2 separate regions of the Mus musculus genome follow, and region 1 is linked to region 2. The links are chromatin contacts, found by Hi-C or POLR2A ChIA-PET in ENCODE. All regions are on one chromosome and are shown on one strand. The core of a region is the stretch at or near the end of the contact, and the rest is flanking DNA. Distances in the headings are between cores, read along the strand shown. Region 1 has its middle 6.2 kb from the start of Pak6. Region 2 holds the start of Bahd1 (bromo adjacent homology domain containing 1).

Region 1 (5,236 bases), core at 2,504-5,003, 240 kb before region 2:
GGAGAAAGAAATCAGTCAGAAAGAGTCAGCTTGGGACAATGAGCTGGCACATGGGTAAAGCCTGGCATCCAAGTTCAGTCCCTAAGGTGTGAGTGGTAGGAGAGACCTGACTCCACAGAGCTGTCCTCTGACCTCACAGACCTCCGTACAGGCAAGGTTTGTGTGCGCCTCAGCCCACATCATGCATGCACAATAATAAGGAAAAAACGTAAAGGGTATTTTTGTCTGTGTGTGTATGTGCCACATTTGTATGTTCACAGTGGATATTCAGGAGCCAGCAGAAATCAAAAAAATGGGTATTGCATTCCTGGTACTAGAATCACAGTCAGTTATGAGTCCCCATGTGGGGTGCTGGAAACCAAACTGAGCCCTGCAAGGGCAGCAGGTGTCCTTAACTGCTGGGCCATCTCTCCAGCTGGGGCATGGGGGTGGGGAGATGTTTTAGAAAGACATCTCAAGGAAAGCCTCAAGCAAGAGCCAAAGGTGTAGAATCCATTGTCTGTGTCAGGACGCTCAGAACCATAGTCTGGGTTAGGACACTCAGAGCCATGGTCTGGGTTAGGACACTTAGAGGCAATAGCCAGTGCACAGGGTGTCCAGGAGCCAGCCCAGCTGAGTAGTGGTTGGAGCTGCCTTGTAAGTAGTTTGTAACCAGAGAGGGGTCAGGATCAGAAAGGCCAGACTACCTCATATAACAATGCCTGGAGCTCAGCTCAGCAGGTAAGTGGTATTAAGGTGTCTCCTTGCCACTCTCCTGTCCTGACACTAAATGTTGACTTTTACCTCAGGCTGGTCCCCTTATGAGAGCAGCTGGCTACCACACTTTGGGCAATTTGAAGTTGACAAAACAAAAAACAAAAACCAACCCTTACAGAAACCCAACCTCCCATGACTCTCCCCGCCAGAATGTTACATATTTGGGGCCTAAGCCAATACCTGCCTAAGGGGAGAGAAGGAAGTTACTAAAGAAAGTTTTGATCTAATCCACATTCAACCCCAGAGCTGGGAAGGGACTTCTCCCTGGGCACACGAGAAGAAGGTATGCACTTAGATAAATGGACTTCACCATAAAGAAAGGAGGTGAGCTGGTTTAGAAGGGCAACCAGGGCTGGAGAGATGGCTTGGGGGTTAAAAGTGCTGACTGCTCTTCCAAAGGTCCTGAGTTCAATTCCCAGCAACCACATGGTGGCTCACATCCATCTGTTATTGGGATCCAACGCCCTCTTCTGGTATGTCTGAAGACAGCTTCAGTGTGCTCATATAAATAAAAAACAAACAATTCTTTAAAAGAAGGAGGAGGAAGAAGAGGAGAAAGGTGGGGGGCAATCAAAGGTGTCTGCTACATAAACAGTGCTAGGAAGCAGAAACAGCAGGAGAGGAAAGCATGGGTTTTCAGCTATGCTCTGCCATTACCTGAGTGAGGGGTTAGTTAGTCTTGGGAAGCCTTAGTTTCCCCATCTCTAAAATAGAACAATAGTTTTTGCCCAGGTTGCAAATTCCATGCCGATGGGGACTTGTTGGTGCGTTCTCTCCAGCGGTCAGCAGGCACTCAATAGGTGTTTGTTGAATGGGAGGGCTACTTCACTGAGGTGCTGTGAGGTTTAGGAGAGCTTGTATTTAATAAGGGCTTCGCACAGTGAGTAACCGACAGCATGTGTGGAGAGGAAATCCCCTTCAGCTACAGCTCTGGTGGAGTTGCGGGAGGGAGCTGCCCTCCACATGCGCCCTGCTGCCCTTGCTCTCCCAGAAGCTGGGAGGTTTAAGAAGGTTCTGCGTTGGTGGATGGTGCTGGAACACAAAGACCCATCACTTCCTAGGCTGGTAGGGGGGCACTGAACATCAGTACCTGTGTCTCCCTGGCTTCCAGCTGGTCCTACTTGGTGCTTGGGTTTGTAACTCTCCTCTGGCTGGCTTCTGAGGCTCTCCACATGGCCCTTAACCTCTGGGGGCTTAGCCCCACCCCTCCCTGGACCAGCCTCACTCACTTCTAAGGCCACCTGGCTGGGATCTGGATGGGTGCCCACTACTGACAAAAGGCTTTTCTTTTTCATCCTTTCCCTACTGAAATGGCCGCCAGTTTTGGTTATATTCTCCTGTCTCTGCTTTGACAGCAGTGGGGAGTCCTTCCCGCAGCAACTGCTTCCTCTGTAGGCTCCTCTGTAGGGGATGAAACACAGCCATCCCTAAACTAAGCTGCTGCTGGGCCCACTGCCAGCTGCAGAACAACTAAAAGACAGAGCCACTCCCCCCCACCCCCTACCCCCCAGGTCTAACTTCCTGGCTTTCCTGTCTCACAGACATGAAACCTCCAGCCACAGAGGCAGGCAGCTCCTTACAAATGACACAGTCCTGCACTGTGTCATCTAAAGAAAGAGCACAAAGCTCTTCCAGGAAGCCTGGCCTCTGCTCTGAAATGCCTCTAAAAGCTGGACCTTGACCCCAGCTCCTGCACGTCCCAGTCCTCTCTGACTTGGGACAAGTTCTTCAGACACTGAGCTCCAGGTTCCTCTGTGTAATTACACTCAGGAGTCAGCACAGAAATAAGGTAAAGAGAGCCTCCCCTTACCGAGCCTGACTGTTAGAGGCCTCGCAATGAGGGCTTTTCACTGGGTGGCCTTCCTCTCATGAATTCTCAGATCTTCACCGTTCCACACGTCTTGTCCTGGGAAAAATAATTCCATCTCCTCAACAGGGAGTCTTCTACTCGGAAAGTCCTGTTCCAAGCAAACCTCCCCCGGAGGAGAGTCCCTTCCCGGGGGTCACTCCTGACCCTGTGACATTCTGACTCATGACCCCTCACTCGTCCCCATAGAATTGTAACCAAAAGCAGGCAGGAAGGGAAGATCGTATAAAAGTGTGTTCCTGGGGGCTGGAGAGATAGCTCAGAGGTTAAGAGCACTGACTACTCTTCCAAAGGTCCTGAGTTCAAATCCCAGCAACCACATGGTGGCTCACAACCACCTGTAATGAGATCTGATGCCCTCTTCTGGAGTGTCTGAAGACAGCTATAGTGTACTTACATATAATAAATAAATAAATCTTAAAAAAAAAAACTCTCTCAAAAAAAAAGTGTGTTCTTGCCGCTCACTCTGGGACTATGCTTATAACCACAATCTCTTAACCCCCAGATCCCTGAAATGGGTGCTGTGGGTATGGAGGCTTCTCAGGGGAGTCATCACCACCTCCCTTCAGGTCCCTCAAGGTTCCTCCTCACTTGCTCCTGCCCACTGGCAGCCTGGGATGCAGCCCTCCTGGCAATTGGAAGGTTCCTCTCCCTCCTCTTTGCTTGCAGGAAGAGAAGCAAGCTCACCTCAGGTTAAGGCTGAAGGAGTGTGACCCACGGCAGCCTCTACCAGGTGGTCACTGGTGGTCCCTTCTCCTGGTACTCTGGCAGGCATTCCGTAAGCTGATGCCCCTGGTACCCGATCTAGAGTGCAGAACAGTGGCAGGCTTGCCATCAGACCAGGCTTTCCCCACTTCTGCATCTGACAGGAAAGGGAGAGCAGAGCCAGGAGGGCACACACACACACACACACACACACACACACACACACACACACACACACACACACACACACGAGACTTAGAGCATTCCTAGGACAGGGCCCGGGAGTCTTCCCTCTGAGAGCATCTTGAATAGATGCAATGATTCTCCCCTTTGTGGCCAGCACCCTAGAGTGGATCACCTTGAATGTCTGTGACCTCTCCCTCTGGTCTAGCGCCCCTAAAAGCCAGCTCTGAGGTGCTGGACACGTGGTCCTCCAGTGACCACACCTGCTCACATATCCAAGCTGTTCCTCTCAAGCTTGCACTGGGTTGGGCTGGGGTGTGTGGGTGTGGCCGACAGCCTGTTCCTCCCCTCCAGGCTCTGAGAGTATAGGCAGGTGGAGACAAGCCGGGCTCAGTCAGCAAAAAGGCTGTAAATGTGGGTGGGGAGTCCAAGGCAGCAGCAAAAGATCTAGACCTTTGGGGCCATCCAGGGGAAAATTGTGGACACACTGGAACCCCAACATTTGTATCTAAACATTTTTATTACTTAAAGCAATTTCACAATTATTGGCTTATGAAAACTTCATATTTCCTTACTGGCATGGCTTTTCCAAATGCACCCCACAAATGACAGTTTAAAATCATAAAGAGAGACAAGATGGGTATAAGCAGTTATTCCTGCCTTGCTGACTCCGTTGGAAGGTCGGTTGCTGTTGAGTTTGTAAGTATGTGTTCATTCACAAAACCAGAAGGCAGCAAAGTGAAAGACTTTAAAGTTGTAAGGACACTGGCTTGGTTGACTCACACTGTGAGATCCCTGGGAACCAACAGGAGACAGGACTGCTACTGTCTCAACAGAGTTACTGGACCAGCACTCTCAGGGCTGCCTCTAGACAGGCCTTACCAGCAGTAAGGGGAACACCCAAACCTGTGAGCAGGGAAAGTTAAGGTCTGGTCCTGACTGCCTCTCATTTCCTCTGTGTTTTTTGCTGAGTCACCTTATCTCCCAGAGCTGCAGTTGGCTGTTGGCATCTTTTGGAGGAGGGGTGGGGCTTCCTGGAATTCATCTATGCTCTGAATCATGGGTGCTAAGTAAGAGTGGCTAGAGCACTGAGCCTCTTCAGATATTCACTCATTCATCCAACCAAATAACACAAGCAGCCGCTATATCCTGTCCTAGAGAGCTCACCGGCTACCGGAATGAGAGAGATGATTCCAGAAAGATAAGGAGGGCACGGGATGTGCCAATGGATAGGACTCGAGATATCTGAGTACTCTCACTTGCAACAGGCAACCAAGCCTTCTCAGGAATTCTTCCTATCTTTATATGGTGTGTTTGTGTGTGTATGTACGAGCGTGTGCGTGTACAAATGCATGTGCACGTGTACAAATGTGTGTGTGCACTGCGAGCACACACGCATGCGCATGTGTATAGACCCACGTTTACTGCTATCTCACCACATCTCTCACCCGTGCAGCACTCAGAGAACCTGTTCTCAGTCTATAGGTCATCAGTTTTCAGAAGTCCCGAAAGATATGAGGAATCTAAGTGTCAGCAACTGTGGACTCTCCTCCTCAGGAATTGACTTATTAGAAAAGCTAGTGGAAAGGTTGTGACGACCCCTGGCTGATGTATTTGTTGTTGAGGGTACTTTGGGGATGGGAAGGGACCCTGGGACACAGTTTCCTTTCCTTTAATGGTATCACTCTAAATTTCCAGCCCACACACAGTATCTTAACAGAGCAC
Region 2 (5,053 bases), core at 316-2,815:
AGGCGTTCCAGGGCCCAGCCCCTCCCCGGCTGCTCCCAGGCTCGGGTGACTTGACACTACCCTTTTTTGCTCCTGCTCCTTTACCTCCCAAAGCGCCCCTCCCCCGCCTGAATTGGAAATGAGGCTTTGTTCAGGGGTGGACTCGGTATTTCTCAAGAACCTACTGTGTGCACATTACAGCTCCTTGAAGTGAAGTCCTGGGCTGGCTCTGGCGCTACAAGGTGTCCAGGACACAGCCCCTTCCCGCACCTCCCAGGGACTTCCCACCCCTTCATATGACCTCAGCCTGCTGTGCCCACCCACCCAGCTGACCCCGAGAGCGTGCTCAGGCTTGGAAAAGCACGTCTGTGGGTGTGAGAGACGGAGCCACAGCATAAGGCGACTATGGGGAAGCTAGGTAAGTGTCTGCACTGGTTCTACACTAGCTTGGGGACGCGAAGGAGTGTGTCCAGCCGCGCCTGTTGGGCTGCCCGCCCCTTTCCCTCTCCACCGGAGAGCTCTGATGTTCCCCGCGGTGGTGGAAGAGGGTGTGTGGGTGTCAAGGACTCACAGACCAGACTCTGCTGTCAGCTGGAAATGGATGAGGGTTCCACACTTGGCTTCTGAAAGAGGGCGAATTGGGAACTGGGGTGGGGGGCGTTAGGTGAAGGACAGAAAGAGGAAAAAGAGATGCGGGTGAGGGGTTACCGAGCCAGGACCGACCTTGCTAGGAAGGAAAGGAGACGTGGCAAGCAGGGAAGTCGGAAAGATGAGGCAAGGGCGGGAGGGGCTTCTCAGGAGTCGGGGCCCTTTCGCGCGAGTCTGGGGCCCTTTCAGGAGGAAAGGGGGTGTTGTTCTTGCTTGAATTTTTCGGTTGGTCTTCCCGAAGCTTTGCCATGGGGGCAGCAGCCTGAGGGTGAGGTGCCCCCTCGACCCTCAGTTTACTGTAGCCGGTGCTGGAGAGGTTACGAGGAAAGAGGGATGTAGAAGGGTGATGGTCAGGGAGGGGGCGCGCTAAGATTTTTCAGGGTGGGGGTCTGCAGTGAGGTGCTGGGGCTTCAGGGTCAGGTCACCATGGGATACTGGCTCAGGCTCCAAAGACCAGGAGAAAATACAAGAAGCCGGCAAAGAAAATCATCCCCCGCCACCACCCTTGGCACCGTACCCCTCCCCCCAGGCCCCACCACTCCCCGCACCGCCTCCCCCGGCCGCCTCGTGCTGCCCCCTGCGTCGGGACGACCGACCCACGATTCTGATTGGTTGGAGACCGGGAGGGGGAGCCGAGGGCCGGATTGGCTGGCGGGGCCAGCGCAGGGCGGGGCGGCTGATTGGCGGAGCTTGCCGAGGGGCGCGCCGCTGATTGGCTGAGGACGAGGAAGCAGGAAGGAGGGCGGCGGAGGCTCCGCTCTCGGGGAGTTTGTGGGGGAACCGCGAGCGGCGTAGCGGATCCCGGAGCCCGGCCCCCGCTGCTCGCCCGTCCGGCCGCCTGCCCCGCCCGTCCGGCCCTAGCCGTCCGCCCGCCCCGGCCAGGCGCGCCCGCCCCCCCCGACGGCCCCGCCCGACCGCGGCCCCCGCTCCGCCTGCCCGGCCCCGGCCCCCAGGAGGAGGCGCTGACGCAGCAGCGTGGAGCCCGGGAATTGAGCGCCCCCGGGGGGTTCCAGCCGCCGGATTCCAGCCCGGCCAGGGCCTGCGGGCGCCCGAAGCCGCGCCGTCCGCGCCTCTCGTCCCGGTGAGCTAGGAGCCGGGATCCAGGAGGGGGTAGGGGAGGGCGAACGAGCGAGAGCGAGCGAGCTAGGTAGGCGGACTAGCAAAAGGGAGAGGACCGGCCGCCCGTCAGCGCGCCCCGCCGAGCGCGCCGCGCCGCCGCCCCCGCCAGCCCCGGGAAGGGACGGACGGACGACAAGAAGCAGGTGCGGCTGCTTGCCCGCCCGCGCGCGCCGCCTCCCTCCCCCGGGTCCGGCGCTGCGGTCCCGCCATCGGGGAGCATTGCGCGCCTCGAGGTGACAGCCCCCGGGGGGCGCCCGCCTCGCAGGCCGGGGGCGGGGTGGGTGGCGGCCGCAGGGTGGCAGCTTGGCCGGGCGGCGGCGGCGCGGGCGTCCCGGGCTACGGAGGGCGGGAGGACGCGGGGTGCTTCCTCGCCGCGGCGGAGCCGGCTCGCCTCCGAGTGCGCGGGCGGCAAGGCCCCCGCCAAGCCCCCTCCCCCATCGTGGTCCCGGAGGCTAGGGGCCGCGGCTGGGGGCGTCGCCGCGGGAGCGCCCTCTCGGGGTGGGGGGCGCCCTCCCGGGTTGGGAGCTGACCGGCAATTGCCGGAGGGGGGATGGGGATGGGGGCCGCGTCAGGGCGAGGGGTAGTGTGGACTCGATCGGGTCGGGCTGAAGGAAGGGAGGCGCCGAAGACGGAAGGGGACCGGTTCGAACAGCGAGTGTGGGCCGCGGGAGGCCCTGTGGGGACCGTGCGGGGCGGCGGCCGAGTCCGAGGTGGGGCGGGGGGAATCGAAGTTGTCAGACCGCCTCCAAGTGACAGCGGGACCCGGTGCTCCAGGCCTGGCCTGGTTGTGCCCTGCCAGTCCCGCCGCCTCTCCTCTGGGGCCGTGGACCGGGTCAGGTCGGGCCCAAGGGGCCCGCTCGGCGGTGAAGAGCCGGACAAAGGCGGCGCCCGAGCGGGCGCAGGTAGTGGTATCGGGGAGGGGAGCGAGTCCGGGGCACCCACCCCAAGGGGCGGGCACGGGGCCGGACTCTGCCCTGGGGACTGCGGGGGCCGGGGCGTCCACCGGGAGGAGCTGCGGCACTGGCTCTGGTCTGTAGCCGCAGATATCCTCGCGGCTCCGGGAAGAGTGGGGTCGACTTAGCCAAGGCGGAGGGGCAGGGTTGAGGGGTGTGCGCACCGAGTGCCCTGGCCGGTGGCGAATGGGCTGGTGGACTCACAGAGGCGAGCGGAGCCTGCTAGCAGTGAGGCTTTCAGCAAGTCTGCCTCTCGGTAGAGGTTTAACTCCACCTGGGATGTCTCCTAGTGGCCCATTGTCGGCAGTCTTAAGAGCACAGGCGGCTACTTGGATTGGGACTAAGGGACCCCACCCCCCAACACACACACCCACTGTGCTTGGCGATGCCTTCACTATTGCTGTAGCCGTCTTCCTTGGGCAAGAAGGTACCCACATAGGGACATGATAAAGCTGAGTCCATAAATTGAGGCAGAAATTTGAAGACATAAAATAAGGTTTCCAGCTTTCTTTTGTACCACCTGACACGTTTCTCCCCATCTTCTACCTCCATAATCTTCCACCAACAAGGAAAGCCTCAGAGAGACCACATTTCTTGGGGACACCACTGTTCTAGGACACTTTGGGATCTCTGGCTTAAGCTGTGAGCGCTAACCCCAGCGGGTGAGCAGCTCTAGGCTGTATGATGTTTACCCGTTTGAGAAAATCCACTCGGCTCCGGTGCCCCTCCTCATGTGATTAAGTTGGGAACAGGAAGAGAGGAGTCTCAGGCTGATAACAGCTGAGAACATGGCCTTTTGCTGAGAAAAATCTGGGTTGGAGTGGCACACCAGTGGGACTGGTCGAGAGCAGCACTCGGCTGTGTTTGGCTCTAAGCCCACCGTGAGAAAGCTGCTGTCTGCCAAAGGAGCAGGAACAGGGTATGGAGTTCATTCATAGCACCCCGGCGCTCTCTCCCCAGGAGAGTCTGGACCCCAGCTTGGGTGGAGTTGAGGCTTGTGGGGAAAGGGGGTATTACCTCACACAAGAGACTGAAGTTTGTTGGAGAGAGTTTAATTGTATGTCTAAAATCCAGAGAAGGCTGGAGAATCTTTCCTTTTGCTGGGGTTGCACTGTGTGTGATTTCTTTTGGTGGCAGTCAGAAGGGTGACCTGGTTTGGCTGCTGGAAGGTGGGAATTGCCAAAATAACATTTCCCTCTGTGGCAGGGGTTTAATCTGGCAGGAGATACTTGTCTGTCAGATGAGTGTTTGGGAGGGCTGGCCCTGGGGAGTTGAGCCATTAACTGAGATGGTTTTGGTAGCCATCTCTTTCTGTCCCTCTCCTCCCTTGTTTCTCTCCTGTACCTCTTATCACTCTAGAACGGATGCTAGCCTGGGACTGGCAGCAAGTCTCTTCTCTGCGTCCTGGTGTGCACTACCATTGCTGGGGTTGGTTTGTTCTTTTTGGTGTCTCCCTCCCTCCTTCCCTCTCTGTTGCCATGTTCCCGGGTCAGTTTCTTCCTGCTTCCTCTGGCTCTTCTGGTCCAGTCTGTACACAGCTAGCTACCAGATCTTTCTTCCGAAGCACCCCTTCCACATGTCAGTTTCTTACTCAATTGTGCTGGCTTCTTTTTGCTGCAGTCTAACCCTAGGCAATGTCCCTAAGGCTATTTGCTAGTCCTGCTGAGCACTTTTGTCTGTCCTGCCCTTCGCACCCAGCTCCTACCCCTTCCTTCTCTCCCACTTGTTTTTTGTCTTGGCGTTGACCAGTGAGCTTGTGAAAATGGATTGTCTAACATGGTATCTTCTCAAATGCTTTGTAGATTGGAAGGTTCTTAGGAATCGAAGTAATGAGTTAAACGCGTGTGTCTGTGTGTAGTCTAATCTTACTCTTGGTGTCGTGTGATGTGGAATTCAGTGTGGATGGAGGGGAACCTTTGGCTTTTCTAGAAATGCTCAGTATGGATGCAGTCCTTGGAGGTCTCTGACCTTTTCTGTGAAAGGTGTATAAATAGGGCACGTCTGTAAGGCTCTGGCCTTGGGCATGTTTAACTGCTGTTTCTGATCCATCTGCTGCTGAAGATTGTTCACATGACAGACACCACACAGACAGGAGTTGGAAAGGGGCTGTGGTCCTGTCCTCCCATTGTCCTCATGGGGCCAGTCTCTTGCTGTACCCAGCTCTGCTGTGTGTTGGCAGTTTACTTGTTGTCTATGCTACCGTATGCTTTACCTCTTTCCGCCTGGGTGTCAGTGAGGGAGAAAACGCTATTCGGAGAACCCCTGACAAATAACCCTGGATCAGCCCTGTGGATGGGATTTGTATGGTTCCTTTTATATTAAGTGTTTTTACTGACTTCCCAAGGTAGAGCTTT

What was found. A loop is a pair of places that touch in the nucleus more often than their neighbours do. ChIA-PET counts read pairs that join two places held with the same protein, here RNA polymerase II (POLR2A).
Region 1: a loop to region 2 is called in a map of T-helper 2 cell, with 2.1 times the contacts of the local background. The contact joins the enhancer-like site here to the promoter of Bahd1 in region 2. A Hi-C loop is called at or near these places in 4 of 37 maps with a recorded cell type or tissue (CH12.LX, T-helper 2 cell, gastrocnemius and 1 more). POLR2A ChIA-PET finds 5 or more read pairs at or near these places in 1 of 5 experiments (Patski).

The regions. Positions count from the first base shown.
Region 1 is chr2:118,654,803-118,660,038 of GRCm38, forward strand. No RefSeq gene overlaps it. Among named protein-coding and RNA genes, the nearest start is that of Pak6, 6.2 kb to the right of the region's middle. Within about 2 kb of position 3,754, at least 1 of the 3 ENCODE cell types and tissues checked has a DNase peak (open chromatin) inside an H3K27ac peak, as active enhancers do.
Region 2 is chr2:118,900,050-118,905,102 of GRCm38, forward strand. It overlaps Bahd1 (bromo adjacent homology domain containing 1), which reads left to right and starts at 1,566. Exons shown (of 7, transcript NM_001045523.1): 1 at 1,566-1,708. It overlaps Gm32957 (a long non-coding RNA gene), which reads right to left and starts at 1,131. Exons shown (of 4, transcript XR_003954052.1): 1 at 703-1,131.